Linked DNA regions of Homo sapiens: region 2 is linked to region 1. Evidence: read pairs that join two places in POLR2A ChIA-PET (ENCODE). Cell type or tissue: PC-3. All regions are shown on one strand. Each heading gives the region's core, and the rest is flanking DNA. Links, peaks and the distances in the headings are about the cores only.

What was found. ChIA-PET counts read pairs that join two places held together with the same protein. Peaks named below come from ENCODE experiments on the same cell type or tissue, not always from the same donor. Only the 100,000 strongest peaks of a DNase experiment are listed, where the experiment ranks them.
Region 2: POLR2A ChIA-PET joins it to region 1 with 5 read pairs; 1 of 35 experiments calls an interaction of 5 or more read pairs at or near these places.

What each region holds. Positions count from the first base shown.
Region 1 is chr15:51,022,182-51,038,793 of GRCh38, forward strand. It overlaps MIR4713HG (MIR4713 host gene), which reads left to right and starts at 15,307. Exons shown (of 3, transcript NR_146310.1): 1 at 15,307-15,500. RefSeq lists a silencer at 8,757-8,957. In PC-3, for the core only: no CTCF peak of the experiment used is centred there; a DNase peak (open chromatin) is centred at 8,660; H3K27ac peaks cover 1,450 bases.
Region 2 is chr15:51,486,169-51,502,780 of GRCh38, forward strand. It overlaps DMXL2 (Dmx like 2), which reads right to left. Exons shown (of 44, transcript NM_001378457.1): 18 at 12,384-14,063; 19 at 8,856-8,966; 20 at 5,410-5,579; 21 at 2,380-2,477; 22 at 1,786-1,951; 23 at 1-169. Among named protein-coding and RNA genes, the nearest start is that of DMXL2, 130 kb to the right of the region's middle. In PC-3, for the core only: CTCF peaks have their summits at 13,401 (motif pointing left) and 13,601; a DNase peak (open chromatin) is centred at 8,913; H3K4me3 peaks cover 583 bases; H3K27ac peaks cover 510 bases.

The DNA of each region.
Region 1 (16,612 bases), core at 5,294-13,293:
AACCTTGCTAAAGTCATTTTTTTAGTTCTCTTTTTGGTGGAATTTTTAGAGTTTTCTAAGTATAGAATTGAGTCATCAGCAAAGAGAGATAGTTTGACTTCTTTTCCCATTTGGATCCCTTTTATTTGTTTTGCCTGATTGCTCTGGCTAGGACTTCTAGTACTATGTTGAATAGGAGTGGTGAGCATGGGCATCCTTGTCTTATTCCAGTTCTCAGGGGGAATGGTTCCAGTTTTTGCTCACTCAGTATGATGTTGGCTGTGGTTTTGTCCTAGATGACTCTTATACTTTTGAGATATGTTCCTTTGATGCCTAGTCTATTGAGGGTTTTTATTATGAAGAGATGTTGGACTTTATAGAAAGTTTTTTCTGCATCTGTTGAGAAGATCATATGGTCTATACTTTTAATTCTGTTTATGTGGTGAATCACATTTATTGATTTGCATTATATTGAACCAAGCTTGCATCCCAGGAATAAAGTCTACTTGATTGTGGTGAATTACCTTTTTGATGTGCTGCCGCATTCAGTTTGCTAGTATTTTGTGAGGATTTTTGCCTCTGTGCTTTCAGGAATATTGGCCTGAAGTTTTCTTTTTTTGTCATTCTCTGCCAGATCTTGGTATTAGGCTGATACTGCCTTCATAGAATGAGTTAAGGAGGAGTCCCTCCTCAATTTTTTAGAATACTCTTAGTATGATTGGTACCATTTCTTTTTTATACATCTGGTAGAGTTTGACTGTGAATCCATCAGGGCTTTTTTTGGTGGTGGGCTTTTTTTGGTGGTAGGTTTTTTTGTTTGTTTGTTTGTTTTTAACAGATTCAGTTTCAGAGCTTGCTATCGGTCTATTCAGGGTTTCAATTTATCTTCTATCCCGAGTTTCCTTAAGATCATTATTTTGAATTCTTTTTCAAGTATTTCATAGATTTTTTTTTTTTTTTATCTGTTACTGGAGAATTATTGCAGTCTGTTGAAGGTGTCATGTTTCCTTGCTTTTTTTTTTAATGGTTCTTGTGTTCTTACATTGACATCTGTGCATCTGGTACAACAGTCACTTCTTCCAATTTTATGGATTGGCTTTTGCAGGCAAAGATTTTTCCTGTAGTTGTATCTATAGTGATGGTTGGATTGGGTATTTTGGCTTCAATTCTGAGTGGGCACAGTAGTGTAGTCTCCATATGATTTCTTTCACTGTAATCAGTGTCATTGGTGTCTGTGAGTTCCTTGATGACTTAGGCTGAACTTGTTAGTGGAGGCTGTGGCGAGGCTTCGCTGGGGATGGGGACACCAAGTGAGCCATCTTCAGGCACCAGTGGTGGTGTTGGTGAGACAGGCATACTGGTCTTCATGCCCCTGGGAAGCATATGTGGGTGCTAGTGGAGGTGGAGGCCCTGTATGGGCACATTCTGTAGCCTCCAGATGGCATCCTCATGTGCTGGGAGTAGCAGTGGTGGGCTGGGAGACAGGCCTTTGGCCCTTGGCTGGCATGCATGGCACCACTGGTAGCAGTAGTGGCAGCAGGTTGGCTGTGGGGCCCCTGGGTGGCACATGTGGGTGCCAGTGGCTGCAGCAGAAGGTGTCACAGACCTGTCCTCGGGGCTGTGGTCCACATGAGTGCTGAGCACTGGCAGCAGTGCTGAATTTTTTTTGTAAATGAAGTGATTCTTAAGTTATTTCTTGGTTTAATAATTATTATTACTTGTCTGAATTTCTCTTGTGAGGCTGGCTACAAAACTCATTGAAGTTGTATCCTTTGTGCATAGAATATCAGGAATGGCATGAGCCATCACTTCCCCTTCTGCAGTCATGGTAGGTGTTGCCATCTATTACATCTCTCTTGCTCTGGATTTAAAACTCAGCTTCAGGATCCTTCCTACCATAGTGCTTCAGGCATCCACTACTAGTTTATCTGAGTTGTCACTCAAAATGAAACCTATTTTTTCTGTCTTAAGCAGTACATAAAGCCGGGCACGGTGGCTCATACCTGGAATCCCAGCACTTTGGGAGGCTGAGGCTGATCACCTGAGGTCAGGAGTTTGAGACCAGCCTGGCCAACATGATGAAACCCCGTCTCTACTAAAAATACAAAAGTTAGCCGGGCATGGTAGTGGGTGCCTGTAATACCAGCTATCTGGGAGGCTGAGGCAGGAGAATCACTTGAACCTGGGAGGCAGAGAATGCAGTGAGCTGAGATTGTTCCATTGCACTCCAGTCTGGGCAACAAGAGTGAAACTCTGTCTCAAGAAAAAAAAATAGTACATAGTTGGCTTCTAACGTCAACCTTCCTCACATTAAGGGGTTCCCAACTTGTAGTCTACAAGTACAGTTCAAACACACCTTTCTACATGATTTACTATTATCTATAATGACACTCTACTTCTAATTAAGTCTAAAAGGCCTAAAGAAAAAATAATTTGTCATCACAACAATAAGGAAATATTTATTGAGTGCAACTGGGTCAGAAGCTGTTCTAAACACTGTCATGTGTTTTTTATTAATCTCCTCAAGCCCCTGTAGCACAGTATTATCTTCCTGTTTTACTGATGAAGAAACAGAGGCTCAGAGAGCTTAAATGATTTAATACAGATATCTATCTGTAGAATCAGGATTTGTGCTGGGATCTCATGATCTTCCGTGAATATACTCTTTTTTCTTATTTCATTTTCCCTTTTATTCTTCCACACCTCTTGGCTTTAGTGAGAAGCAGCTGGCACTTTCGGAGCTCTGCCAATAAGAGGGTGTCATAACGTCTGTGAGCAGATTGACAAGTCACAGCCTGTAACAGGGAGGGTTCTTCTTTTTCTACTGGAGAGAAAGACATTTTGCTTTTTCTTTTCTTTGTTACTTCCAGATTTGAAGTGATTCTGACTGCCAAAAGTCCAGCTAGTCTAAAGAAAACTGGGGGATTATAGTAACTTGTTTTATTTTAGATTAATTTGGTAGTTGGGTCAGGAAATTAAATAATGCTGTGATTATTTTATTTTATTGAAGCAGGTAATCATGAAGCCAGAGGAAAACTATTTTCAACAAGTTAATCATTGATGATTCACTGGTATTTTTTGTAGTGTTGTGTTAGAAGAATAATCATCACCAAAAATGAATGAGAAGTAGATAAATCCAGCATACATGGAGACAGACACAAACACGCCCAACCACACCACACCCACATATACACATATATAATTATTTATTGAAATAAACATGTTTGAAACTATGAACTATTATTAATATGTGTGAAATATCTTTTTCAAGTTAAAATTTTCAGCCACATCAACTTGAAATGTCTGAATATAACATTTCTCAGCCAAAGTGCCATGATTGCTCCCAAAAGAGCAGAATGTGGAATAATCAGACCACCAGCTCCTCTTCAGAGTTCTAGGAGCAAGCCTAGGGTGGCAGGAGCCCTGGAGTTCAGAGCCAGCTGTTTGAGGCTGGGTCTGATGCCAATTTTGAGGTTGAAATGCAGCTTTACTGTCTGGTCCAGGGAGCGTGGGTGCCAGTCCCAGAGCCCAAAGGTGGAGGGCAAGCACTAGTTATCATGCCAGCCTTTCTGTAGTTCTTCCGGGATCTAATACTAGAGAACAAAGGAGACACGGCCCCAAGCACTGGGATTACAGGAACAGCATAGAACCTGCAAGTGAGGGTAATCTTCCCTCCCTCCTTCATTTTCTTCCTTTCTTCCTTTCATCATTAATCTTTTTTTTTTTTTTTTTTTGAGACAGACTCTCACTCTGTCACCCAGGCTGGAGTGCAGGGGCGTGATCTCAGCTTACTGCAACCTCTGCCTCCCAGGTTCAAGCAGTTCTCCTGCCCCAGCCTCCCAAGTAGCGGGGATTTATTACAGGCACGAGCCACCACACCCAGCTAATTTTTTGTATTTTAGTAGAGATGGGGTTTCACCATGTTGGCTAGGCTGGTCTTGAACTCCTGACTTCAGGTGGTCCTCCTGCCTCGGCCTCCCAAAGTGTTGGGATTACAGGCATGAGCCACTGCACCTGGTCTGATTTCTTTTTCAGCTGTTCACTGTTGGCATATAGAAATGCTACTAATTTTTGTAACATTGGTTTGAATGGTTTGAATATACCATCCCATTTTCTCCTGGCCTATAAGGTTCTGCTGAGAAGTCTGCTTAGTCTTATGGTATTTTTTTTTTTTTTCTTGAGACGGAGTCTCGCTCTGTCGCCCAGGCTGGAGTGTAGTGGCGCGCTCTTGGCTTACTGCAAGCTCCGCCTGCCAGGTTCACACCATTCTCCCGCCTCAGCCTCCTGAGTGGCTGGGACTACAGGCACCTGCCACCACACCTGGCTAGTTTTGTTTTTGTATTTTTAGTAGAGACAGGGTTTCACCATGTTAGCCAGGATGGTCTTGATCTCCTGACCTCATGATCCACCCGCCTCAGCCTCCCAAAGTGCTGGGATTACAAGCATAAGCCACCATGCCAGGCCTTATGGGGGTTCTTTTATAAGTGATAAAACATTCTTTTCTTGCTGTTTTTAGAATTCTCTCTTTGTCTTTGACTTTTGACAGTTTGACTATAATGTGCTGTGGAGAAGATTTTTTTAGATTATATGGATTTGCGTGTCGAGTTTTCTGGATGTCTAAATCTCTTGCTAGACTTGGGCAGTTTTCAGATATTATTTCATTAAATAGGTTTGCTATACCTTTCATTTTTTCTTTGCCTTCTGGGATACTGGAAAATAAATATTTGGTCTTTATGGTGTCTCATACATCTTGTAGACTTGTTTCATTCTTTTTAATGTTTTTCTTCATTTTTGCCTGACTGGGATATTTTAAAAAGACCTGTCTTTAAGTTCTGAGATGTTTTCTTCCACTTGATTTAATCTATTGTTGAAGCTTTTGAATGTTATAATTTTTTTTTTTTTTGAGATGGAGTCTCGCTCTGTTGCTCAGGCTGGAGTGCAGTGGCATGATCTCAGCTCACTGCAACCTCCGTCTCCCACGTTCAAGTGATTCTCCTGTCTCAGCCTTCCAAGTAGCTGGGATTACAGATACCCACCACCATGCTTGGCTAATTTTTGTATTTTTAGTAGAGACAGGGTTTCACCAAGTTGGCCAGGCTGGTCTCGAACTCCTGACCTCAAGTGATCTACCTGCTTCGGCCTCCCAAAGTGCTGGGATTACAGGTGTGAGCCACTGTGCCCAGCCTGAATGTTGCTTTGTATTTCATTTAATGAATTATTCAGTCCTCAGTTCCAGAATTTCTGCTGAATTGACTTTTTTTTTTTTTTTTTTTTGAGACAGAGTCTCACCCTGTTGCCCAGGCTGAGACAATCTTGGCTCACTGCAACCTCTGCCTCCCAGGTTCAAGAGATTCTTGTGCCTCAGCTTCCCAAGTAGCTGGGATTACAGGCATATGCCATCACACCCAGATAATTTTTGTATTTTTAGTAGAGATGGGTTTTTGCCATGTTGGTCAGGCTGGTCTTGAATTCCTGGCCTCAAGTGATCTGCCAGGCCTCCCAAAGTGCTGGAATTACAGGCATGAGCCACCATGCCTGGTGAATTGACCTCTTTATTATCATATAATGACTTTCTTTGTCTCTTTTTATAGTTTGTGTCTTAAAATCTATTTTGTCTGATATAAGCGTAAGCTACTGCTGCTCTTTTTTGGTTTCCACTGGCATGGAATATCTTTTTTCATCCCTTTATTTTCAGTCTATGTGTGTCTTTATAGGTGAAGTGTGTTTCTTGTAGGCAACAGATTGTTGGATCCTGTTTATTTATCCATTCAACCATTGTATGTGTCTTGATTGGAGAGTTTAGTCCATTTACATTCAATGGTAGTATTGATGAATAAGGAGTTACTTTTGCCATTTTGTTATTTGTTTTCTGATTGTTTTGTGGTCTTTTCTTCCTTCTTTCCTTCCTTTCTTCCTTTTTGTGAAGGTGGTTTTCTCTGGTGGTATGTTTTAATTTCTTGCTTTTTATTTTTTATGTATCTGTTGTAGGTTCTCTGATTTGAAGTTGCCATGAGGTTTATAAATAACATCTTAAAACTCATTATTTTAAACTAATGACAACCTAACACTGATTGCAGAAACAAACTACAAACAAGCAAAGAGAAAACTAATACAAACTCTACATTTTAACTTTATTCTCCTTCCCCCACTTTTTAACTCTTTGTTGTTTCTATTTATATCTTATTACACTGTCTATGCCTTTAAAAATTGTTGTAGTTATTATTTTTGATAGGTTCATCTTTTAGTCTTTCTACTCAAGATATAAGTAGTTTACACACCACAATTTCAGTTATAATATTCTGTGTTTCTCTGTTTACTTACTATTACCAGTGAGTTTTGTGCCTTCAGATGATTTCTTTTTTTCTGTTTTTTTCTTTTTTTTTTTTTTTTTTTTGAGATGGAGTCTCGCTCTGTCGCCCAGGCCGGAGTGCAGTGGTGCGATCTCGGCTCACTGCAACCTCCACCTCCCAGGTTCAAGTGATTCTGCCTCAGCTTCCCGAGTAGCTGGGACTACAGGCGTGCACCACCACGCCCAGCTAATTTTTGTATTTTTAATAGAGACGGGGTTTCACCATGTTGGCCAGGATGGTCTCAATCTCTTGACCTTGTGATCTGCCCGAACATCCTTTTCTTTCAGATTGAAGAGCTCCCTTTAGCATTTCTTGTAGGACAGGTCTGGTGTTTAAATCCCTCAGCTTCTGTTTGTCTGGGAAAGTCTTCATTTCTCCTTTTGGTTTGAAGGACACTTTTGCTTGATATACTATTCTAGGATAATTTTTTTTTTCCTTCAGCACTTTAAATATGTCATGCCACTCTCTCCTGGCCTGTAAGGTTTCTATTGAGAAGTCTGCTGCTAGTTGTACTGGAGCTCCTTTGTATGTTATTTGTTTCCTTTCTCTTGCTGCTTTTAGGATCCTTTATTTATCCTTGACCTTTGGGAGTTTGATTGTTAATGCTTTGGGGGTAGTCTAATTTGAGTTAAAGATGTTTTGTGTTCTATATCCTTCTTGTACTTGAATATTGATATCTTTCTCTAGTTTTGGAAAGTTGTCTGTTATTATCTCTACCCTAATTTTTCTCTCTACCTCCTCTATAAGGCCAATAATCCTTAGATTTGCCCCTTTGAGGCTATTTTTTTTCAGATCTTGTAGGCATGCTTCATTCTTTCTTCTTTTGTCTCCTCTGACTGTGTATTTTCAAATAGCCAGTCTTCAAGCTCACTAATTCTTTCTTCTGCTTGATCAGTTCTGCTGTTAAGATACTCTGTATGTCTTCAGTATCTCAGTTGCATTTTTCAGCTGCAGAAATTCAGCTTGATTTTTAAAAATTATTTCAATCTCTTTGTTGAATTTATCTAATAGGATTCTTAATTCCTTCTCTGAGTTATCTTAAATTTCATTGAGTTTCCTCATGATTTTTGAATGCTTTGTCTGAAAGATCACATCTCTCTGTCACTCCAGGATTGGTCACTGGTACCTTATTTAGTTTGTTTGGTAAGTTCATGTTTTCCTGGATGGTCTTGATGCTTGTGGATGTTCATCAGTGTTTAGACATTGAAGAGTTAGGTATTTATTATAGTCTTCACTGTCTGAGCTTGTTTGTACCCATCCTTCTTGGGAAGGCTTTCTAAGTATTCAAAAGGAATCGAGTATTATAATCTAAATATTTGGTCACTGGTGTTTAAATCCCTCAGATTCTGTTTGTCTGGGAAAGTCTTTATTATCTGTGTTATGGGGCACCCCAGGCCTGATAACATTGTGATTCTTGCACACTTATAGAGGTACCATCTTGGTGGTCTTGGGAAAGATCTGGGAGAATTCTCTGGATTACTAGGCAGAGACACTTTTTCTCTTCCTTTATTTTCCCCCAAACAGAGTATCTCTCTCTGTCCATGCTGGGCTACGTGGAGCTGGTTGAGGGGTGACACAAACACCCCTGTGGCCACCACCACTGGCCCTGCACTGTGTCAGAGCCAAAGCCAGCATAGCATTGAGTCTTGCCTGACCTGCAGAGACCACTGCCTGGCTACTGCTGATGTTCACTGAAGGCCCAAGGGCTCTTTAGTCAGCAGGTGGTAAATCCAGCCAGGCTTGTATCCTGTTCATGGCAGCGAGCTCCCACCTCTGGCCCAGGGCAGGTTCATAAATGCCATCTGGGAGCCAGAGCTTGGAGTTCAGAACCTTAGGATTCTACTTGGTACTCTATTCTACTGTAGTTATGCTGGCATCCAAGCTGCAAGATAAAGTCCTTTCCACTCTTCCTTCTCCTTTTCTTATGCAGGAGTGTCTTCTCATGGCCACCATTGCCCCAGGGCCACTGCGAGTACTGCCTGGTTAGTGCCAGTGTTCACTCAAGGCTCACATGCTCTTCAGTCAGCTTGTGGTGAATGCTGCCAGGTCTGGGTCTCTCCCTTCAGGGCAGTGGGCTCACCTCTGGCTGAGGGTGGATCCAGAAATGCCATCCAGAAGCCAAGGCCTGGAATTGGGAACCCCAGGAGCCTGCTTAGTGCTGTATGCTACTGCGGCTGAGCTGATGCCTAAGCTCTATGACAACGTCCCCTTTACTCTTTCCTGTCCTTTCCTCAAGCAGAAGGAGCCTCTCCCTGTGGCCACCAAAGTTGGGAATATGCTGGGTCACATCTGAAGCCAGCAAAGCCCTGGGTCTCATCCAAGTACTGCTGATGTTTATTCAAGGCTCAGCAGCTCTTTAGTCATCAGGTGACGAATCCTGCTAGGACTGGGTCCTTTACTTCAAGGCAACAACAGTTTCTCTTCTGGCCTAGCGTATGTCTAGAAATGTCATCTGGGAGTTAGGGCCTGGAATGGAGGCCTCACGACTGCCTGGTGACCTCTTCTACTGTGGATTAGCTGGTATCCAAGTTGCAAGACAGTCCTCTTTAGTCTCCTCTCTCCTTTCCTCAAGCAAAAGGAAGAAGTCTCTCCTGGGCCTGTAAGCTACATTGTCTTGGAATGGGAAAAGGGTGATTTAAGCATTTCTTTGGCTGCCCCATCTAGTGTCTCACTGAGTTGTGTGTACCCCAAGTCCACTTGTTCTGAGCCCAGAACAGTACCAGGACTTGCCCAGGAATTGCAATCCTTGTGGCCTAGACTGACTTTCATGTTTATTTAGGACCCCGGAGTGCTTTAGCCTGTGGTGGGGGGGCTAGCTGGAACTCAGGTTCCAACCACTGGAATGGATGATTCCCCTCTGTCTAAGGCTGGCCTAAATGTTCCTTCATAGGTGCTGGCCAAATTCTGTCCTAGGTTTCTTTCCACTGTGACAGGGCAGTGCTGAGTTCCAATGCAAAGTCCCACAATCACTGCAGTCCCTCTCCCCAAAGCACACATATTCTCTCTCCATGCCACGTGGCCAGTGCTGGGGGGAGGGAGAGGGGTGATGTCAGCAATTCAAGACTGTCTGTCCTATCTTCTTCAGTGCTTCTTTCCTTTTTTTTTTTCTTTTTTTTAAATTATTATCATTATACTTTAAGTTTTAGGGTACATGTGCACATTGTGCAGGTTAGTTACATATGTATACATGTGCCATGCTGGTGCGCTGCACCCACCAACTTGTCATCTAGCATTAGGTATATCTCCCAGTGCTATCCCTCCCCCCGCCACCCGACAACAGTCCCCAGAGTGTGATGTTCCCCTTCCTGTGTCCATGTGTTCTCATTGTTCAATTCCCACCTACGAGTGAGAATATGTGGTGTTTGGTTTTTTGTTCTTGTGATAGTTTACTGAGAATGATGATTTCCAATTTCATCCATGTCCCTACAAAGGACATGAACTCATCGTTTTTTATGGCTGCATAGTATTCCATGGTGTATACGTGCCACATTTTCTTAATCCAGTCTATCACTGTTGGACATTTGGGTTGGTTCCAAGTCTTTGCTATTGTGAATAATGCTGCAATAAACATACGTGTGCATGTGTCTTTATAGCAGCATGATTTATAGTCCTTTGGGTATATACCCAGTAATGGGATGGCTGGGTCAAATGGTATTTCCAGTTCTAGATCCCTGAGGAATCGCCACACTGACTTCCACAATGGTTGAACTAGTTTACAGTCCCACCAACAGTGTAAAAGTGTTCCTATTTCTCCACATCCTCTCCAGCATCTGTTGTTTCCTGACTTTTTAATGATTGCCATTCTAACTGGTGTGAGATGGTATCTCATTGTGGTTTTGATTTGCATTTCTCTGATGGCCAGTGATGATGAGCATTTTTTCATGTGTTTTTTGGCTGCATAAATGTCTTCTTTTGAGAAGTGTCTGTTCACGTCCTTCGCCCACTTTTTGATGGGGTTGTTTGTTTTTTTCTTGTAAATTTGTTTGAGTTCTTTGTAGATTCTGGATATTAGCCCTTTGTCAGATGAGTAGGTTGTGAAAATTTTCTCCCATTTTGTAGGTTGCCTGTTCACTCTGATGTTAGTTTCTTTTGCTGTGCAGAAGCTCTTTAGTTTAATCAGATCCCATTTGTCAATTTTGTCTTTTGTTGCCATTGCTTTTGGTGTTTTAGACATGAAGTCCTTGCCCATGCCTATGTCCTGAATGGTAATGCCTAGGTTTTCTTCTAGGGTTTTTATGGTTTTAGGTCTAACGTTTAAGTCTTTAATCCATCTTGAATTGATTTTTGTATAAGGTGTAAGGAAGGGATCCAGTTTCAGCTTTCTACATATGGCTAGCCAGTTTTCCCAGCACCATTTAATAAATAGGGAATCCTTTCCCCATTGCTTGTTTTTCCCAGGTTTGTCAAAGATCAGATAGTTGTAGATATGCGGCGTTATTTCTGAGGGCTCTGTTCTGTTCCATTGATCTATATCTCTGTTTTGGTACCAGTACCGTGCTGTTTTGGTTACTGTAGCCTTGTAGTATAGTTTGAAGTCAGGTAGTGTGATGCCTCCAGCTTTGTTCTTTTGTCTTAGGATTGACTTGGTGATGCGGGCTCTTTTTTGGTTCCATATGAACTTTAAAGTAGTTTTTTCCAATTCTGTGAAGAAAGGCATTGGTAGCTTGATGGGCATGGCATTGAATCTGTAAATTACCTTGGGCAGTATGGCCATTTTCACAATATTGATTCTTCCTACCCATGAGCATGGAATGTTCTTCCATTTGTTTGTATCCTCTTTCATTTCCTTGAGCAGTGGTTTATAGTTCTCCTTGAAGAGGTCCTTCACATCCCTTGTAAGTTGGATTCCTAGGTATTTTATTCTCTTTGAAGCAATTGTGAATGGGAGTTCACTCATGATTTGGCTCTCTGTCTGTTATTGGTGTATAAGAATGCTTGTGATTTTTGCACATTGATTTTGTATCCTGAGACTTTGCTGAAGTTGCTTATCAGTTTAAGGAGATTTTGGGCTGAGACTATGGGGTTTTCTAGATATACAATCATGTCGTCTGCAAACAGGGACAATTTGACTTCCTCTTTTCCTAACTGAATACCCTTTATTTCCTTCTCCTGCCTAATTGCCCTGGCCAGAACTTCCAACACTATGTTGAATAGGAGTGGTGAGGTGAGAGAGGGCATCCCTGTCTTGTGCCAGTTTTCAAAGGGAATGCTTCCAGTTTTTGCCCATTCAGTATGATATTGGCTGTGGGTTTGTCATAGATAGCTCTTATTATTTTGAGATACGTCCCATCAATACCTAATTTATTGAGAGTTTTTAGCATGAAGGGTTGTTGAATTTTGTCAAAGGCTTTTTCTGCACCTATTGAGATAATCATGTGGTTTTTGTCTTTGGCTCTGTTTATATGCTGGATTACATTTATTGATTTGCGTATATTGAACCAGCCTTGCATCCCAGGGATGAAGCCCACTTGATCATGGTGGATAAGCTTTTTGATGTGCTGCTGGATTCGTTTTGCCAGTATTTTATTGAGGATTTTTGCATCAATGTTCATCAAGGATATTGTTCTAAAATTCTCTTTTTTTGTTGTGTCTCTGCCTGGCTTTGGTATCAGAATGATGCTGGCCTCATAAAATGAGTTAGGGAGGATTCCCTCTTTTTCTATTGATTGGAATATTTTCAGAAGGAATGGTACCAGTTCCTCCTTGTACCTCTGGTAGAATTCGGCTGTGAATCCATCTGGTCCTGGACTCTTTTTGGTTGGTAAGCTATTGATTATTGCCACAATTTCAGATCCTGTTATTGGTCTATTCAGAGATTCAATTTCTTCCTGGTTTAGTCTTGGGAGAGTGTATGTGTCGAGGAATTTATCCATTTCTTCTAGATTTTCTAGTTTATTTGCGTAGAGGTGTTTATAGTATTCTCTGATGGTAGTTTGTATTTCTGTGGGATCGGTGGTGATATCCCCTTTATCATTTTTTATTGCATCTATTTGATTTTTCTCTCTTTTTTTCTTTATTAGTCTTGCTAGCAGTCTATCAATTTTGTTGATCCTTTCAAAAAACCAGCTCCTGGATTCATTGATTTTTTGAAGGGTTTTTTGTGTCTCTATTTCCTTCAGTTCTGCTCTGATTTTAGTTATTTCTTGCCTTCTGCTAGCTTTGGAATGTGTTTGCTCTTGCTTTTCTAGTTCTTTTAATTGTGATGTTAGGGTGTAAATTTTGGATCTTTCCTGCTTTCTCTTGTGGGCATTTAGTGCTATAAATTTCCCTCTACACACTGCTTTGAATGTGTCCCAGAGATTCTGGTATGTTGTGTCTTTGTTCTCGTTGGTTTCAAAGAACATCTTTATTTCTGCCTTCATTTCGTTATGTGCCCAGTAGTCATTCAGGAGCAGGTTGTTCAGTTTCCATGTAGTTGAGCGGCTTTGAGTGAGATTCTTAATCCTGAGTTCTAGTTTGATTGCACTGTGGTCTGAGAGATAGTTTGTTATAATTTCTGTTCTTTTCCATTTGCTGAGGAGTGCTTTACTTCCAAGTATGTGGTCAATTTTGGAATAGGTGTGGTGTGGTGCTGAAAAAAATGTATATTCTGTTGATTTGGGGTGGAGAGTTCTGTAGATGTCTATTAGGTCCCCTTGGTGCAGAGCTGAGTTCAATTCCTGGGTATCCTTGTTGACTTTCTGTCTCGTTGATCTGTCTAATGTTGACAGTGGGGTGTTAAAGTCTCCCATTATTAATGTGTGGGAGTCTAAGTCTCTTTGTAGATCACTCAGGACTTGCTTTATGAATCTTGGTGCTCCTGTATTGGGTGCATATATATTTAGGATAGTTAGCTCTTCTTGTTGAATTGATCCCTTTACCATTATGTAATGGCCTTCTTGTCTCTTTTGATCTTTGTTGGTTTAAAGTCTGTTTTATCAGAGACTAGGATTGCAACCCCTGCCTTTTTTTGTTTTCCATTTGCTTGGTAGATCTTCCTCCATCCTTTTATTTTGAGCCTATGTGTGTCTCTGCACGTGAGATGGGTATCCTGAATACAGGACACTGTTGGGTCTTGACTCTTTATCCAATTTGCCAGTCTGTGTCTTTTAATTGGAGCATTTAGTCCATTTACATTTAAAGTTAATATTGTTATGTGTGAATTTGATCCTGTCATTATGATGTTAGCTGGTTATTTTGCTCGTTAGTTGATGCAGTTTCTTCCTAGTCTCGATGGTCTTTACATTTTGGCATGATTTTGCAGCGGCTGGTACTGGTTGTTCCTTTCCATGTTTAGCGCTTCCTTCAGGAGCTCTTTTAGGGCAGGCCTGGTGGTGACAAAATCTCTCAGCATTTGCTTGTCTGTAAAGTATTTTATTTCTCCTTCGCTTATGAAGTTTAGTTTGGCTGGATATGAAATTCTGGGTTGAAAATTCTTTTCTTTAAGAATGTTGAATATTGGCCCCCACTCTCTTCTGGCTTGTAGAGTTTCTGCCGAGAGATCAGCTGTTAGTCTGATGGGCTTCCCTTTGAGGGTAACCCGACCTTTCTCTCTGGCTGCCCTTAACATTTTTTCCTTCATTTCAACTTTGGTGAATCTGACAATTATGTGTCTTGGAGTTGCTCTTCTCGAGGAATATCTTTGTGGCGTTCTCTGTATTTCCTGAATCTGAACGTTGGCCTGCCTTGCTAGATTGGGGAAGTTCTCCTGGATAATATCCTGCAGAATGTTTTCCAACTTGGTTCCATTCTCCCCATCACTTTCAGGTACACCAATGAGACGTAGATTTGGTCTTTTCACATAGTCCCATATTTCTTGGAGGCTTTGCTCATTTCTTTTTATTCTTTTTTCTCTAAACTTCCCTTCTCGCTTCATTTCATTCGTTTCATCTTCCTTTGCTGATATCCTTTCTTCCAGTTGATTGCATTGGCTCCTGAGGCTTCTGCATTCTTCACGTAGTTCTCCAGCCTTGGTTTTCAGCTCCATCACCTCCTTTAAGCACTTCTCTGTATTGGTTATTCTAGTTATACATTCTTCTAAATTTTTTTCAAAGTTTTCAACTTCTTTCCCTTTGGTTTGAATGTCCTCCCGTAGCTCAGAGTAATTTGATCGTCTGAAGCCTTCTTCTCTCAGCTCCTTAAAGTCATTCTCCGTCCAGCTTTGTTCCGTTGCTGGTAAGGAACTGCGTTCCTTTGGAGGAGGAGAGGCGCTCTGCTTTTTAGAGTTTCCAGTTTTTCTGTTCTGTTTTTTCCCCATCTTTGTGGTTTTATCTACTTTTGGTCTTTGATGATGGTGATGTACAGATGGGTTTTTGGTGTGGATGTCCTTTCTGTTTGTTAGTTTTCCTTCTAACAGACAGGACCCTCAGCTGCAGGTCTGTTGGAATACCTTGCCGTGTGAGGTGTCAGTGTGCCCCTGCTGGGGGGTGCCTCCCAGTTAGGCTGCTCGGGGGTCAGGGGTCAGGGACCCACTCGAGGAGGCAGTCTGCCCGTTCTCCGATCTCCAGCTGCGTGCTGGGAGAACCACTGCTCTCTTCAAAGCTGTCAGACAGGGACATTTAAGTCTGCAGAGGTTACTGCTGTCTTTTTGTTTGTCTGTGCCCTGCCCCCAGAGGTGGAGCCTACAGAGGCAGGCAGGCCTCCTTGAGCTGTGGTGGGCTCCACCCAGTTCGAGCTTCCCGGCTGCTTTGTTTACCTAATCAAGCCTGGGCAATGGCGGGCGCCCCTCCCCCAGCCTCGCTGCCGCCTTGCAGTTTGATCTCAGACTGCTGTGCTAGCAATCAGCGAGACTCCGTGGGCGTAGGACCCTCCGAGCCAGGTGTGGGATATAATCTCGTGGTGCGCCGTTTTTTAAGCCCGTCGGAAAAGCGCAGTATTCGGGTGGGGTGACCTGATTTTCCAGGTGCCCTCAGTCACCCCTTTCTTTGACTCGGAAAGGGAACTCCCTGACCCCTTGCGCTTCCCAAGTGAGGCAATGCCTCGCCCTGCTTCGGCTCGCACACGGTGTGCGCACCCACTGACCTGCGCCCACTGTCTGGCACTCCCTAGTGAGATGAACTGGGTACCTCAGATGGAAATGCAGAAATCACCCGTCTTCTGCGTCGCTCACGCTGGGAGCTGTAGACCGGAGCTGTTCCTATTCGGCCATCTTGGCTCCTCCTGCTTCTTTCCTTGATATGATGTTCAAACCAGGTACTGTGACTACTCACCTGATTTTAGGTTCTTATGAAGGTGCTTTCTTGGGTGGATCGTTGTTCAATTTGGTGTTCTTGCAGGGGGGATGATTGCTGGAGGGTTCTTTTCAGCCATATTGCTCCGCCTCCTTGCCTGAATTTCTGTTTCTTTTTAATGATTTCTATCTCTTTGGTAAATTTCCCATTTATTTCCTGAATTGTTTTTCTGATTTGTTTGTATTGTTTTTCTGTGTTCTGTTGTATCTTACTGAACTTCTTCAGCATCAATATTTTCACTTTTTTTCTGTGATCTCATAAATTTCTTTTTGCTTGGAATATGTTATTGGAGAATTACTGTTTTTCCTGGAGGTGTCGTATTTCTTTGCTTTTCATGTTTCTGTGTCCTTACACTGATATCTGTGCATCTGGTGTAACAGTCACTTCTTCCAGTATTTTGTATTTGCTTTTATAGGAGAGGACTTATTCCTGAAGATGTATCTATGGTGTTGATTGGGTAGGGCACTTGTGCTTTGATTCTGGGTGCGTGCAGTAGTGTAGTCTCTGTATTATTTCTTTGGCTATAAACAGCAACAGTGATGTCTGTGATTTCCTCACTCGTTTTAGGGTGCAGTTGTTAGTGGAGTCTGTGGTGAAATTTTGCTGAGGACAAGAGCACCATGTAGTCCTGTCCTTGGGCCCCAGTGGTGGCAGCAGCAGGCAGAATGTGCCTGTCCTTAGGCCCCAGGGCAGCGTATGCTGGCACTGGCGTTAGCAGGTCCAGGCTGGCCGATTCTTGGGCCTCCAGGCAGCTTACTCAGCTGCTGGTTGTGGCAATAGTGGACAAGTTCTTCAGGTCCTTGTGGAGTGAGTGTGGTGTGGGCAATGGCAGTAGTAGTGCTGAGACAACCTTCTGACTCCCAAGCAGTCCTTGCTGGAGTTGGTGGTGGCTGTGATGGGCTGGGTAGGCTGGTCACCAGGCCCATAGGTGGCACATGCTGGTGGATTCCTGCTATGGTGGTAGTGGCAGGCTGAGTGAGCCTGACCTCAGGACCCTAGGAGGCTCAAGTGCCAAAACTGGTAGACTAGTCTGAGTGGTCCCCAGGCCCCTGGATGGTATGTTTAGGCATTGGT
Region 2 (16,612 bases), core at 5,706-13,705, 460 kb after region 1:
AAGGATCAGGATGTAATCTTTTGCAACTGAATCCTGAGCCATCCTTTTGGCAACCCAAAATCTTCTGATTTAGGATGGATATATAAGTGGATGAAGTCTCAAATTCAGATTCATATAAACGGGCAATAACCATGGCTAGCTGAATATCTTCCATTTTTTCAAGACATACCTGCAAATTTAAATATTAATACTTATCTTACTTAATGATAATTATTTAGAGAGATGAAATATCCCATCAATACCCTGAAATTATCTACCATTTATATCCTAATGGTGGGCGAAGGGACAGTGAAGGGTAGTTAAATGATTGATAGGAGATTAAAGAATAGCAAAAAGAGTAACAGGTTGGAACCCAGTAGCTTCCAAACTAGACAGATCATTTATAAAATAAGCATGAAACAAAGTATATTAATATCATCTCAGACTTAAGATCAACTTAAATAACATTCATTTTTAAATTAAATACTATATATGACACTAGAATTTATATACCACTTCCTCTTAATTTCCAAACATATTTCTGCATAATCATAATTATTACTATCTGCCTCATATTTAAATAGTAAATAAATTATGAAATACAGCCATATGTTCTATTCATAGTCTCTGGGAGCCTGTATTCTAATGCAACTACCAGTTCTGAGCATTTGAGGTCATTTAGGCAATATGAGCATCTCTCAGTCAACACTTCTCTTTGCTTGAATATCTTCTAAGCTAAACTTCCAATTTTAAAATCTTAAGTATTTGTTATTTAAAAAAAGAAACTCATATGCCTGGGATAATTGTAAAAAAAAACCCAACTAATTCTAAATTTAAAATACTAAAGTACTTTCACTTAATTGAATATTTCCTGTTTTTCTATCATATATTATTCCCAACTGTATTTGTCCTTTACCTGTTCATATTGTTCATGATAGTAATCTAAGAGGAAGATATCAGAAGTAAACACAAACATTTGTAATTACTCTCATAATCAGCTGCTAGGATTACATATCAAAAAGTGGGAAGTTTTACCTCCTCACATCGTTTTCTAATATAATATTCTAATATTATAAACTATTATAAAACAGTACAAACTGGAGTTTCAGTTCCTTATTTATGAATTTCATTTAAAAAAACAGCTTAATGTATCTGCCTTTCTGCACAGAATAAGGAGGTTGTGACCTATGTACTTTAAACAGTTCAGAATCACAAGATGGTCTGGAAGAAGACATTCATAAACTATTTTTCAGCATTTTTTTCATATATTTTACACATAGTCTTGAAATGCAATGTGCCATATATGAAATTTTTCTTTTTTTCTTTTTGAGATGGAGTCTCACTCTGTCGCCCAGGCTGGAGTGTAGTGGCACAATCTCACCTCACTGCAACCTCCGCCTCTCGGGTTCAAGTGATTCTCTTGCCTCAGCCTCCCGAGTAGCTGGGACTATAGGTATGTGCCACCACACCTGGCTAATTTTTGTATTTTTAGTAGAGATAGAGTTTTGCTATGTTGGCCAGGCTGGTCTTGAACTCCTGACCTCAGGTGATCTACCTTCCCTGGCCTCCCAAAGAGCTGGGATTACAGGCGTGAGCCACCATGCCCAGCCTGAAATTTTTCATTTGTTTCTCCCTTGAATTTATTCATATTTTCCTTTACCACAGTGCCACTATTTTAAGTACAGCAACCTCTGTAGTTATTCTGTGTCCTAACAAACATATGACCAAAAGTTACAATCTCCTCTACAACCTTCTTAGGTTTTCAATCTTTTACAAGTATTATATAGTGTGTTTTCTTATTTATACCTCTATGGCATCTTTCAATGAACCAGCTAGCAAGAAAAAAGCAGCCGATTGTTCAAAGCGTTGTTTTCCAAGTAAGGAAAAAGCATTTTTCAAAGCAGCTTTTCGCCATCTATCTTCATTAAAGTTGTGGCTGAAAAATGTTGTCATTTTTTCATCATGCTGTGACCTGGGGACCGAGCATAAACATAAAGTGGTTAAACCAAATTTAAAATGTTCTACAGAATGTATAATAATATAAAATAAAAACCTCAAACAGAAATCTAAAAGAAGAACAATAACTTCAAGGACAGGCATTTGTTATCAAGCATCTCTTCACTTCTTCTAAGAAGGAAGGTCAATAATGCCTTATGTATACATAAATAGGAAACAGCATTTTTTACTTTGCAAAGTGCTTTTATCAACTTTTAAAACATCCCATCCTCTAGATTAAGCTGAAAAGATATTTTACCCATTTTTTTCAGCTAAAGGAACCAGGTCGCATAGAAGTGGATTTGATGAAGCTCATATACCTAATTATTTTCAAAAGCATTAGGTTTCTTACTCACAGCACAATCTTCATTCTGTTGAATCACGTTAAGTGTCAAGGCAACTTACCTAAACAGACCCCACACTACTGCTTTCTTCTTCATTGAAAGGTAGAATAGTGCAGCATCTAAGGCATCATTGTTCCTTTGAAAAGAAGCTTTGGCAACCTAAATGATAAATAAAATATTAAATTCACAATTTGACATAAGAATTACAATCAATTAATCAACAATAATGTTCCCCTGCTACTTCCATGGCTGATAGAAACTGTGGAGACAGAAAAAGTTGGTTCTGTTTCACAATCTCCAGTAGGTTATAATATTAATACATGCTCCTAGAGATAACCATTCGCAAGCCAGTAATTATGGTAAAAATCCTAATTACAGCCAGCACTTATTGACTATTTACCACGTCCTGGGCACGAGTCTATGCACCTTTTGTTATCTTATTGCATCACTACAAACCATGAGGCACTATCATTATTCCCATTTTATAGATAAAGTGACTGAGACAGAAAGGTTAAGTGAATTGCCTACAGTCACACAGTAAGGGTTAGAAAAGGGAATAGAAACCACGTAGAACTGAAACTAACATAGAAAGCAATAAAGAAGGCAGAATATTCAATAGATGTGAGCTTTTTCTTGAAAATTCAACATGTTATATTGTATGCAATCATACTGTCTTAAACATAAGAGCATATAGGCCATACCTTATTTTTCCAAGATGCTGAGATATAGCCTCTGCAAATCATTAAGTTGAAAGGCATAATGACAAAACAACAGTGGATGTTTTATTAATTAGCTCACATTGATGGCAAAGCAGGAAGCTATAATACTAAGGTATGGGAGAAAGGGAAAAGACATCTAAAATTACATCATGAAAATGCTTTACTCTCGGGCCGGACGCAGTGGTTCATGCCTGTAATCCCAGCATTTTGGGAGGCCGAGACAGGCAGATCACTTGAGGTCAGGAGTTCGAGGGCAGTCTGGCCAACGTGGTGAAACCCCGTCTCTACTAATACTACAAAAATTAGCCAGGCATGGTGGCGCACGCCTGTAGTCCCAGCTACTTGGAGGCTGGTTGGGAGAATTGCTTCAACCCAGGAAGAGGAGGTTGCAGTGAGCCGAAATCACACCATTGCAATCCAGCCTGGGCGACAGTGCAAGACTCTGTCTCAAAGAAAAAAAAAAGAAAGAAAGAAAGAAAAAGAAAAAAGAAAATGCTTTACTCTCAATACTCTTTTCCCTTCCCCCTTTTAATTGTGTTGTCTGCCCCCTATCATTTAACTTAGTGCTTCAATATGTTAGATAATTTTTAGAGGAATTTTATTTGTATTCAGCTGATTTATAATATACATTTTGAGGCAGAAAATGTACATATCCCTTTGATTTAATTTTAAGAAATAAATTACTTGTGGAAATAAATCATGTGTATATTATCACAGATAATCATAATGACAAGACACATGTTGACAAGAAGTAAAATCTTTGTGGGATACATCTGAAACATTTCAGATAAAGTATGTCCTCTTTTATCCAGTGCTTTGGAATATAAAACATTTAATGTAGAAACTGTATCATTTATATCCTTTAACAATTAACTTTTCCTGTACATCAGAGATCACATTTTTTAGTTGGTGCAGGAATGAATTCCTTCTTATATCTGTGCTTATTTTGAGAAAAGAAATACTGATATTTTGTTGGCAGCCTTACACGTAACAGTAAAATAATACTTTTATACTCACATTTAAAACTGTGATCTGAGAACCATGCACACCAGAATCATGGGATGCTGATTAAGATGAAGAAACCTCAGCCCTACCACTACCAAATTAAAATCTCTGGTTATGGGATGGAGAATATGCATTTTACATAAGTTTACCAGTTGAGTCTTCTCTGGGGAACTACTATTAAGGAATAAATCAGGAAAAGGTCTTTGCATCCTTCGGAGAAACAAATTCATACTTCACAAATATAGTACCACTGATTGTACTCCAGGGAATTCCAAAGGACTAAAAGGAAAATATGAATAAGAATTCCACTTTCCTAATCCTGCTAAAGTAGAAAAGGCACAGGCTAAATCTAACATTTATAAATGACTGGAGTTTGGGCTTGTTACCCATCCTCTCTGAATCTTAGTTCCATCATATGTAAAATGGAGATGATGACATGGGGTTGATTAGAACATAACATGGAATTATTTATGAAAAGCAACTGGCACCAAACCTGGTAGAGAGCTGAACTGAATTTTTTTCCTAAAAGGAATCTACCAGAAAACTGACTCCAAAAACCTGCCTTAAAAACTTTGATAGCCATTTCACTTGCTGCCACAGATATGTTCTTCAAGTACATACAAATCAAAACTGTTTTTATCCAATGAGATTTCAAGTGTGCAAAGAACGTTTGCTACTTATTCAACTAGTGATGCAGAGAGTCCTTTGTATAAAAAGAGTTTTTTAATGTATTGTAAATAACAAACAAGAACTCAAGTTTACTTTCTAAAGTTAGATTTTTCCATTTTCTTAAACCAGGGCATACCTCAACTAATAACAGAAAATATTATTATTCCACGGATATATTATAAATTCAGCCTATATAGAAAGACACAATATCATACTGCATGGACATTTTATAAAGGTCAAGTTTTTGTAATCTCCAAAAAACTTTATTTAAAAAAGTCTCACCAGGCATGGTGGCTCATGCCTGTAATCCCAGCCATTTGGGAGGCCGAGGAGGGCAGATCGCCTGAGGTCAGGGATTCGAGACCATCCTGGCCAACATGGTGAAACCCTGTCTCTACTAAAAATACAAAAATTAGCTGGATGTGGTGGCGCACGCCTGTAGTCCCAGTTACTCAGAAGGCTGAGGCAGGAAAATCGCTTGAACCCAGGAGGCAGAGGTTACAGTGAGCCAAGATCACACCATTGCACTCCAGCCTAGGCGACAAGAGCGAAATTCCATCTCCAAAAAAAAAAAAATTCTCAAGACCTCAAGATAGACAAACAAATTTCCCACTACAGGTTTTCTGGGAGATAGTATCTTTTTTTCGTTAGGAAAAGGTTTTTTTAATATAACTCAAAATCCACTAAAGAAAAGTTACCTTTTCAATGCATCTTCGAAGCGTGTTAATGTTCCTCACCCACCATCCTATGCCCATAGCTCTTAATTCAGACCACTGGGGGTCCCCTCTCTGAATTGCTGGAATCATATTAATCAGTTCTTCTTCAGCCTCAGAATGAAAAGCCCAGGCAAAATGGCATGTAGAGACACCTAAATTGGAAATATAAAATAATAATCTGCGTAACTGTATCAAATAAGAAGAAAAACAATTTTTCATGCAGTCACATACGCATTCATTTTGGAAAGAATTTTGAAGCAGAAAGAAAGAATGAAAGGCAGTCTGTCATCATTCAGGACTTTATACTATAAAAGTTTCTGAATACAAGATCAATAATGTGATACATAAAATCCAAATCTCTTTTTCCCCAAACATTTGTTTTCATTTCCCCTACAAAAATAGGGACACTAAAACTTAATCATTAGAAAGAAAAATATTTGAATATCAGGCCATTCACATGTACGGTACACCAAATTTATCAAGAGGTCATAAGAGCTGCCCAAGCTCACATAACTAGGAAGGTAGGGCCCAGGCCCGATTCCAGGTTTCTCTGTCACCAGGACCTGTGAATCCGGCCCGCCCAAGAGGACACAAGGTGTGTTATCCCCCACAAGAGCCCAGGGGAAGGAAAGTGTGGTGAAAGCTTTATTCAAGTCAAAAGCACTTGGCTCACAGTCCTGGATGTCGATTCCAGTGCCACTACCCCATTCTTCTCTCTAGCCATGGAGCTAAATATCACTTCAAAGCAAGCTCTAAACTTCGTAAGAGTTCCAGAAAATAATAAGGATAAGTTACAATCATGATGTACATTCCTCTGCTTTTAGTGCCTTCAGTTAAAAGTTTAAAGCTGCCTAATACTGATGCTTTTTGGTGAACATTGTTTTTTGTTTTGGGTTTGTTTGTTTTTTTTTACCTGGGAGAAGACTGACAGGGATCTAGGCTGTTTGAAGAGGCAACAAAATCTTTACTGACGCTATTAGACTTTTAAGTACTAATGGATTTATCAACAGTTCAATTACTGATAACGCTCTTACTGATATTCGACTTACAGCAGGTAAAAACGAAACATAATGAATGTGAACCACACAGAATGGTAATCAATAATGGGAATGCTGGCAAGAACTCTGGGAAGCCTTGGAAAGAAGCCAAACTAGTCCAAGTAGCCATCTGTATGAATTCATTTTAGAAACAAAGAAATGTCTGAGGTCAATGAAAGTCACATTACAACATAGGCCTCTCAATGCTATTAAGTATCTATATTGTTACACATAATTTTTTCCATTTTCAACTACTATATAGATTTTGTACATAGTTTAAAGCTTTTCTAATAATTACTGCTTCACTGTAATTTCTTTAGAAAGTATAAAATAAAAACTATTATGATTATTTTGAATAACAATCTTAACTCTTTTAAATTTCCCACTGCCAACACTCATATAACAACTGTGTTTGTAATCATACCACAAAATTAATGCAACATGTCTTGGCTGCCACTATAAATTTAGGGGAAAACACCAGAAAAAATTAATAAAATAAATTTAGTTTTTTATAACCTGAAAGGCAGACTAATTTTTTCACTATTTAAATCTCTGTCTGCTGTGAGAGAATTACTTTATCAAATAATTGATATTCTGCTTCAGCAACTAATATACGGCAACACAAAATGCATAATTTTGCTGATATAAAATATATAATATAAAATGACAATACATAGCATATTACATTCTATATCCTTAAATTAATTAAAATTTTGGTATAAGAAGAAACAAAAATACACACAGACATGTCAGAAGAATTAGGTTCAGAAAGTAAGATTAAGAGCAGTGAATGTATTTGAAAACCTGCAGAGGTGAAAAAAGTTATTAGGGAAGAAAAAGAACAGGGGCACGAATAGGCACTTCTTTTTATTTACCTACCAATGGCAGGCTATTCTCTGCAGTTTACCTCTGCTCTTGCTCTTCTCAGCTTTTCTATCTATGTACTGGCTACTTAACTTTTCCCTGAAAACTGCTCCCAGGACCAACACCTACAACACCAGTCACTTCTCATCGCCAATGTTTTAACTGCAGTCAAAGGGAAAATGGAATTTGACACAGCTTTAGAAATTTGAAGTGTTTTAGACTGCCCTAGGAAATGTACAAAATTGTCATTAACTGATTCAATACCACTTGACTATCACCCAAAACTAAAACTTAAGAGAACGTGGAGATACCATTTTAAAAACCTATCCAAATGGCATAGATTGCTTAAAATGTTAATATCAAATGTGGGCAATGGGGTTGAGATTTGGCATCATCAAACTTCTTTTTTATTTTATATTTTTTATAATTTTTTGTTTTCAATTTTTGTTGGTACGTAGTACGTGTATACAAACTTCTGGGAATGTAAATGAGCACATTTCTGAAGGGCATTTTGGTAATACTTATCAAGACTGAAGAATTTTCATGCCTTTTGATTCAGTAATTCCACTGCTGGAAAACTAGCATGAGGAAATAATCAGGAATGCAAATATTTACATGCCAAGGTACAAGGTTATTCATTAGAGTGATAATTCAAATAGAAAAAATACCTCAGCAAAATCTATTTCAAAAACAAAGGATTGGGCAGATGAAATATAGTTTAGACACAGAATCTCAGATAGCTATTTATAGTTATGTTTTCAAAGAACATTCATAGGTTAAAGGGTAAGTGCCATGGGTAAGAATAACAGTGTATCAAGCCTAGTGTTCTAGGTTCTATAATACTAAGACGTATATTATGGGACTCTTTCCAAGATGTTGGTTTCAAAAGAAATATAGTCCACTGAAATAAGCTCTGGACTGGGATTCGCACTCCCAACTCTTCTAATAAATAGTCCTGTATCCTGGGCAGGTCACTTTTAATTCTATAGTTTCAATTTTTTAATCTGTAATACGAAGGCTGATATAAATCCTTATGTCTCAAATCAGGTGTAGCAGTATGCCTGAAGTACACAAATCCACTGTTATCAATATGGCAGATCTTCCTGAATCATCAACTTTACTTGCTGGCAAATAACTAGAACATAATGCTTACATTAAAGTAAATATAAAAACACATCGCAGAGCAAAGTTTACATAATTTTTCAAAGAAAAGACATCAAGATATTCAGGGCTACTCTGTAGACAGCCACTTTGGGTTACAACCTCAGGCATACCACATTTACCCCCTAAGCTACTACTCTAGTAAATAAATTCTAAAAAACTTAGTTAGATGAGCAAAAGTCACAGAATAGAGCTGAAGGATACATAGAAAAATGGTAAGTGGGTACTATGTGACAGAAAGATCTTAAGCCAAGTGATAGGTGTGCACGTAATGACTTACCTAATGTTTACACACAAACATGATACACCCCATCGCTCCAATATTAAGTAAAAGTTGTGCAAAGCTTCAAACAGTGAGTGAATTACCTTGATGAAGTAGCTGCACTCGGTATAAAGGAGGCAGCGATGTCAAAAGGCATGTGTGTAGGCGCATAGCTAACAAGTATCTCAAACCACACTCATCTAATGTATCTCTTCCTGTAATTTAAACAGGAAATATGTTTAAGGAAAAAAGAATGCAAGAGGCCACAAACTGATAAGCTATAAAACAAACATTAAACTTAGTCATAATTTATATAAAATACATAAGTTTTAGTGTATTCCTTCCTGAACACTTTAACGTCTTTACAAAAAATTATCTTTACAAAAAAAAATGTGACTACTAAACTCTTAAAAGAAAAATGATTTGGAGAAATACAATTAACTATTAGAATAGATAACAAGAACATTTATATTGACTCATAATAAATGAAAGACATCTGGAAATCCAATAAAAAATATATTAACTATGGTAAGTTAGGTACAACTTTTAATAATATTTTCTACATGAATTCCGATGAGATGTAATGGAAATTACATAACTGATGTGAAATCATTTGTTATATATTTAAGCAGGTAGTATTTTCTACTTTGGTTAAATTAACTGAAATATGGTACTATCAAAGATTTAAAATTTGAATACCCAGGCTAGTTAGTGTTACATGGTTAGTTTGAACCTTCACCTTGATTCTACAAATTTATTTATACAAATTAATTCCACTTAGTCAAAGTATGAAGGTATGGCAAGCGTAACCAAAACTATAGCCACTGCTGGATAAAAGCAAAGCAAAAATACAGACAGCACCTAGCCCAATAACTGACACTTTGGAAGTACTCAATGATTATAGAATCAAATAGTATTTTCCAGAAAAAAAAAAACAAAAACTTTTAAATTGCCAAAGATCAAGCCCCAGCTCTGCTTCCCATTACCTATATCCATCCATCCATCTATTTATTTAGCTAGATAGATAGCTATTAGGTTGGTGCAAAAGTATTTACAGTTTTGCCATTACTTTTGCACCAACCTAATATGTATCTATTTATTTATTTATGGACATGAGATCTCACTATGTTGCCCAAGATGGTCTAAAAGTCCTGGCCTCAAGCAATCCTCCTACCTTAACCTCCCAAAGTGCTGCCATTACAGGTGTGAGCCACCATGCTCATTCGTCCGTTTATTCATTCAACAAATCAAGCATCTATTACATGTGAGGGACTCTTCAGGTACTGGGAATTCAGCAGTGAATAAGGCAAAGTCCCTACTCTCTTGGGGATCATATTTTAGGAGGTAGAGACAAACAATAAACAAATAATATGTGGAAATTAATGCTATGAAGGGAAATAAAGCAGGACTGAGAGATAGGGAATGCTGGAGTAAGAGAGTTCTATTTCATACAGTGTGGCCAGGAAGGAACTCTCCAATAAGATGACATGCCAGCAGCAATTTGAGGAAGTAAAGGAACAAGCCATGCATGAATCTGGAAGAAGAGCATTCTAATAGAGTAGAAATGAGCATAGATCGTGTGGGGCCTTTTAGGCCACTGTAAGGCTCTTAACTTTTATTCTAAAGTGAGACAGGAAGGCACCAGTATATGTTGAGCAAAGGAGAGATTTAATGTGATTTGGTTTTAAAAGAATCACTGGTTCCTAAGCAAAGAACAGATGGAGGTAAAAAGAATAAAGCAGTTAGGAGATGACAGGGACTTGGACCAGAGTAGTAACTGCAGAGGTAATGAGAATTGATTATTGGATTCTGGATATTAATAGAACTGATAGCATTTGCCAATGAACTGGATACTGGGTATGAGAGAAAGCAGAGTCAAGAATGACTGTAAGTTGTCTCACCTGAACAAATGGAAGAACTCATTTACTTAGAATCCATTTACTGAGATGTGTAACTCATTTAATCTCTGAGCTTCAGTTTCCCACCTGTGAAATGGAGACATTCATTCCTGCCTTATTACCTCATGAATGTCCACTGTGTCCAGGATACACTATTTCTATATTGCTTAGCCAATGATACAGTTTTGTATTAGAAAGTATAAACTATTTTTTACAAATCATGCCATGCCTACTTTCTTAATGTCCCACAGTAAAAACTAATATATATTAAACACACAACACAAGCTTAAGGTTGTTCTGGGAAGAATCTCATTCAACTGCATACAACCTCATAATGGTTAAGATTTTTCTTTTCCAATTAATAGTGAGAAAATAAGTCATAGGCAAAACCCTAGAAGGTCTCTAGTTATTTTAACCTGCAGAGAAGAAAACTTTGGGGGATATACTATAAGGATGTAAATCTATATGAAGAGATATTTTCCAGCTACCTTTCCCCCACAGATCTGGAAATCATGAAATAGTTAAAAGGGTACAGGCTTTGAGTCAACAGTTTATCCACATATGAACTCCACTTCTACTCCTTAATGCCTATGTGATCTCAGATGAGTCCCTTAATTTCTTAAGGATCAGTGTCTTCATCTATAAAGTTAAACATAATAATAGCTATCTGCTAGAAGACTGTGATAATTAAATATGATAAAGTAAAGAAAGTGCCTGAAACATAGCAATTTTTCACTCCTCCAAAATATTTATTGAATTAATGAAATTCTGATCATTAATTTTCAGTTTCCTTTGCCAATGCCATCATTTACAATCAACACCATTACCCTGAACTATGTGCATAAAAGAGAATGGAATCTAGTTCCAGGAAGCAGCCAAAAATTTTCTAGTTACAGAATGAATTAGGCAAAATACGTATGACATTAACTGTATGGAAATCTCGCTGAAGAGACTTTTTGGAGAAAATTAGGTAATTGTAAAAAGTTGTTTATGGCTAGAAATGGGAAGACCAACAAGTTGAGCCCATGAGGTCCCAATAAGCCTCATGATTCCATAGTAACATTAACAAATGGGCTGTTATTATCAAAGAAAAAATCATAGGGATCAATCTGTGTTAAAAAACAAGAGACTTGGCCAGTCCATGGTGACTCATACCTATAATCCCAGCACTGTGGGAGGCCAAGGCAGGAGGACTGCTTGAGCTCAGGAATTCGAGACTAGCTGGGGCAACATAAGGAGACCTAGTCCCTACAAAAAAAATAAAAAGAAATTAGCTGGGCCCCATGGTGGTGCACACCTGTGGTCCCGGCTATTCAGGAGGCTGAGATAGGAAGATTACTTGAACCTGAGAGGTTAAGGCTACAGTGACCCATGACTGCACCGCTCAACTCCAGCTTGGGCAACAGAGCAAGACCCTGTCTCAAAAAAACAAACAAAAAACCCACCCAAACACACACAAAAAAACAAGATTATAAATCCAAAATGACACAAAGGTTTCAGTGTAAAAACTCATGAGAGAATGCACATGGATCTCACAAATCCATGCATTCATATGCCGGCCTCAACCGTCTTTTCTAACTGAGCATATTATATAATAGTAATTACCTATTAAGGAGGTCTTTTCCCTGCAAAGTTTGAAAGTTGAGACTGCAATTCAGTAAATGAGTCAGTATAGAGATAATACAAATATTTCTATTAGGTACAACTTTATAAATTTTTAGCGAGAATATTTACCTGAGCAACTCTTATCTCTGCTTTCATCAAGCTCAGTACTAGTAGTAGCCACTGTATCAGCCAAAGCTACAAGGAACATCTGCTCCAAACGGGTAAGGCCTGGTAGACTTGAGTGCATAAGATGACTTGAAAGTACCCTTGCATGTTCTTGGCCAAAGTAAGCTGGTCCATATTGAGAAAGATTTATTACTTTTGATTTGTTTTCTCTCTTTTCAGGCTCTAAATCAATATCATCCGTTGGTATATCCTGGATTTGAAACAGCTCTGAATACTGATCCTCTGGTTGACTTACTGTCTGATCTTCATAGCTCTGTGGTATCTTTGTACTTTCTTCTGAAATTCTGTAGGATGTATCTTGATCTGCAGCAAGTAATGCATATAGTGGTAGTGGAGGGATAGAATCTATCTCAGTATAATCTCGAGTACCATCTTTTCCTACGGTGACTGTTTCCTTTGCTGTACTGCCACTTACACTAATAGTTCGAGAGAGATGTCGCTTAGTTCCTTCTCCAGCATCAGGATCTCTAACTATTGCTACTTCACCTGCAATACATTTTACTAAATGAGAGAGAATGGCTTTAGCCCTTCGCACTTTCCCTAAATCCATCAATTCTAACAGCTGAGTTGGATGATATTGTGGAAGAGTAGGGGAAAGTACATGTGCAGCCTCAAATAAGCCACCATCTTGAATTACAGTTGGTGAACAAAAAACATCATCAGAAATAGCTGTTCCTTCAACAACACTTTTTCTTGCCAGCATATTAGATTTAAAGGTCGAATGATCTTGCATTGCTGCCTCTTCTGCATTAGAACTATCAGCTTCAGTGTCTCCAAATTTGACAGCATGCTTCCACTGTGCATATACATGCATTTCACAATCCATTCCTACCACCAATATCCCATCTCTTACCCAAGAGAGAGAAACAGGCAGTGAAGGAGTACCATCAACAGAAGATACCAAGTCTATAGATCTAAGAAGAACCCATCTTGACTTAACTCCTTGCTTGATACTACCACCTAGTGGTAAAGTGATGACAGCTACTCCATCCTTACTGTTGGTTTGCTCAGTCACAATTCCTGAAAGCCTTCCATACATGAAGATATTCGCACCGACTCCCACTGTAAGAATGTGGGAGCCATCTTCTTTTGATACCCAGTCCAAATGTACTAAATGTTTGATATTCGGAATAAGATATCTATCCTTGCTCAAGAGTGCATCTGACTTGCTATACACAAACAGATTACTGTCGACGCTGACCCTTGAATCAAGTACACTCCCAACCTTAACCAAATCATCAAGATGAATTGTTTGTTCTAAAACCCACTCTGATCCTCCTGTAGATTCACATTCAAATATACAAACATGCATGGAAAATTCTTTAGAAACAAAACCATTATGGTGGATAGGCTGCTTATAAGCCACTGCAAGGCGACCTGTGTATGAACAGCTAACAGCAACTGGTCTTCCCACAATGCTCACTGTACTGCTATTATCTTCTCCTTCATCATTCATCAAAGGCCATCTCTTCCAATGATAAATTTCTTTCTCATCACTTTTATTACACTCTGGGTTGGCTTCCATACAACATTTCCAGAAGCGTACTTTATTGTCAGAACAAGTTGTAACCACTAAATAAGGTGCAAGGCACACTGGATAAATTGAAGAAGAACTCAGATGGCCTTAAAAAAGAAAAAGCAAATAGTTAGTTGTAATAATAATAAAGCCACAAAATAATATGGTAGTAATCAAATTCTGGAATGTGATCAATTTAAAGTCACTATGAGCTTCTTCAGAATATCTCTGCAGTCTTCCTCTTAACTAGTATCCCACTAAATGTCCATTGGCCAACATATCTATAAAGGTCTTGAAGAGCCCATCAGTGAAATCAAGGTATGCAATAATAATCACTTAATTTGTTTTTAGGTAATTAAGTTTAAATGAGGCAACCATTTAATTAAAATAAAACTCAAAAGCACTGAAACAAGTCAGCCCTTAATGTGTTTCTATTATTTATATTTACCTTCACAACATGCCTCCTTAGAATTTCATACTATATATTTAATCATTTTCATCATGAATACTTAACTGAGCTTTACAATTTGCCTTTCAAATGCCCCTAACCTTCTCTCAAATAATCCAGACCCCAGGTGGTACACCAAATTTTGTTTCAGACCGCAAAACAGACCAATAGATCTTACCCATTTTACCAAGTTTAATTCATCCTCTCTTAGCACTGAACCAGAACCCTCTTATCTATTCCTGACTGCCAAAGACTAACAATGCACATCTGTTGTCAACTGTAAGACAAGGGGATATAGAGATTAAAGATCTGAGGTCAGAAGATCTGGATTTGAGTTTCAACCCATCAATAATTTCATTAACAGTGGGAAAGCTACTTAATCATCTGAGCCTATTCCATCTAAACAATTGGGATCAGTTACTGTTTCCCCTAGATTACTATTGTCAAATAAGACATTTTATAAGGCGTCTGTAAAATATAATTTATTATCACGAACTCCAATAAACTTATTTGAGTATAACCCAAACCTTTCAAATATTTTGAAAGATTAACAAACTGGCCTAGATCTGCACCAGCCACAAAAGCCCAAGAGTACACTCTTCTCAATATGATCTTTCCAACTGTGAATGCAAACCTGTCTTACGGATGAATAAGAAAACACCTATACTGAATATCATTCACCAGTAATTTTAGCGGCCCCGAACCTCCAATTTTGGTTTCCCAAAAACACTATTCTAGAAACTCCCCAATTAAAATTCTGCAAGTAGATCACTTTAAACACAGCTGCCAGACTTGCCCTCAAAATATCTACCTTGCTAAAGTCAGTATCATTCCAGACCACCCAAACTATAGTCTTTTATCCTACATTTTTCCTCAGAGTATCTGCCAACTGTTGTTCAAACATTCTTAATAAAGGTGAGACGTGATTACCACAATGTGAATGAAGTCTTAAATTTTAAAAAAAGCCTCAGTGGTTTACAAATGAATGTATTTGTTCTTCAAAATTTTACTATCATTATATTCCAAAGTGTAGGCAAGACACCTCACATTAAAATATTTTCACTATTGGCTGGGCGCGGTGGCTCACGCCTGTAATCCCAGCACTTTGGGAGGCCGAGTGGGCGGATCACAAGGTCAGGAGATCGAGACCATCCTGACTAACACAGTGAAACCCCGTCTCTACTAAAAATACAAAAAATTAGCCAGGCATGGTGGTGGGCGCCTGTAGTCCCAGCTACTCGGGAGGCTAAGGCAGGAGAATGGCATGAACCTGGGAGGCGAAGCTTGCAGTGAGCCAAGATAGCACCACTGCACTCCAGCCTGGGTGACAGAGCGAAACTCCATCTCAAAAAAAAAAAAAAAAATTTCATTATTTTGGCCGGGCGTGGTGGCTCACACCTGTAATCCCAGCACTTTGGGAGGCTGAGGTGGGTGGATCACGAGGTCAGGAGATCGAGACCATCCTGGCTAACACGGTGAAACCCCGTCTCTACTAAAAATACAAAAAAAATTAGCTGGGCATGGTGGTGGATGCCTGTAGTCCCAACTATTCAGGAGGCTGAGGCAGGAGAATGGGTGTGAACCCGGGAGGTGGAGCTTGAAGTGAGCCAAGATAGCACCACTGCATTCCAGCCTGGGCGACAGAGTGAGACTCCGTCTAAAAAAAAAAAAAAAAAAAATTTACACTATTTTCTGTCAAGCTGATTACATTTATCACAGGAAATTTTGTGGGTTTGTGTGTGTGTGTGTGTGTGTGTGTGTGTGTGTATGGAGTCTCACTGTGTCGCCCGCCCAGGCTGGAATGCAGTAGTGTGATGTCAGCTCACTGCCGCCTCCACCTCTCGAGTTCAAGCAATTCCCCTGCCTCAGCTTCCCAAGTAGCTGGGATTACAGGCACGTGCCACCACGCCCAACTAATTTGTGTATTTTTAGTACAGACATGGTTTCGCCATGTTAGCCAGGGTGGTCTCGAACTACTGACCTCAAGTGATCCACCCACCTCAGCCTCCCAAAGTGCTGGGATTACAGAAGTGAGCCACCGCACCCAGCCAGGAAATTATTTCTAATAAAGACATGTTTCTAACCATCTAGACATATCATTAATAGAAAATCAATCTTTATTTTAATGTCAACATAGAACATATTTCAGAAGAGTTCATCTATTTTATCCACTAAAGAGTTCATATATTTTATCACTCTGAGCTACCA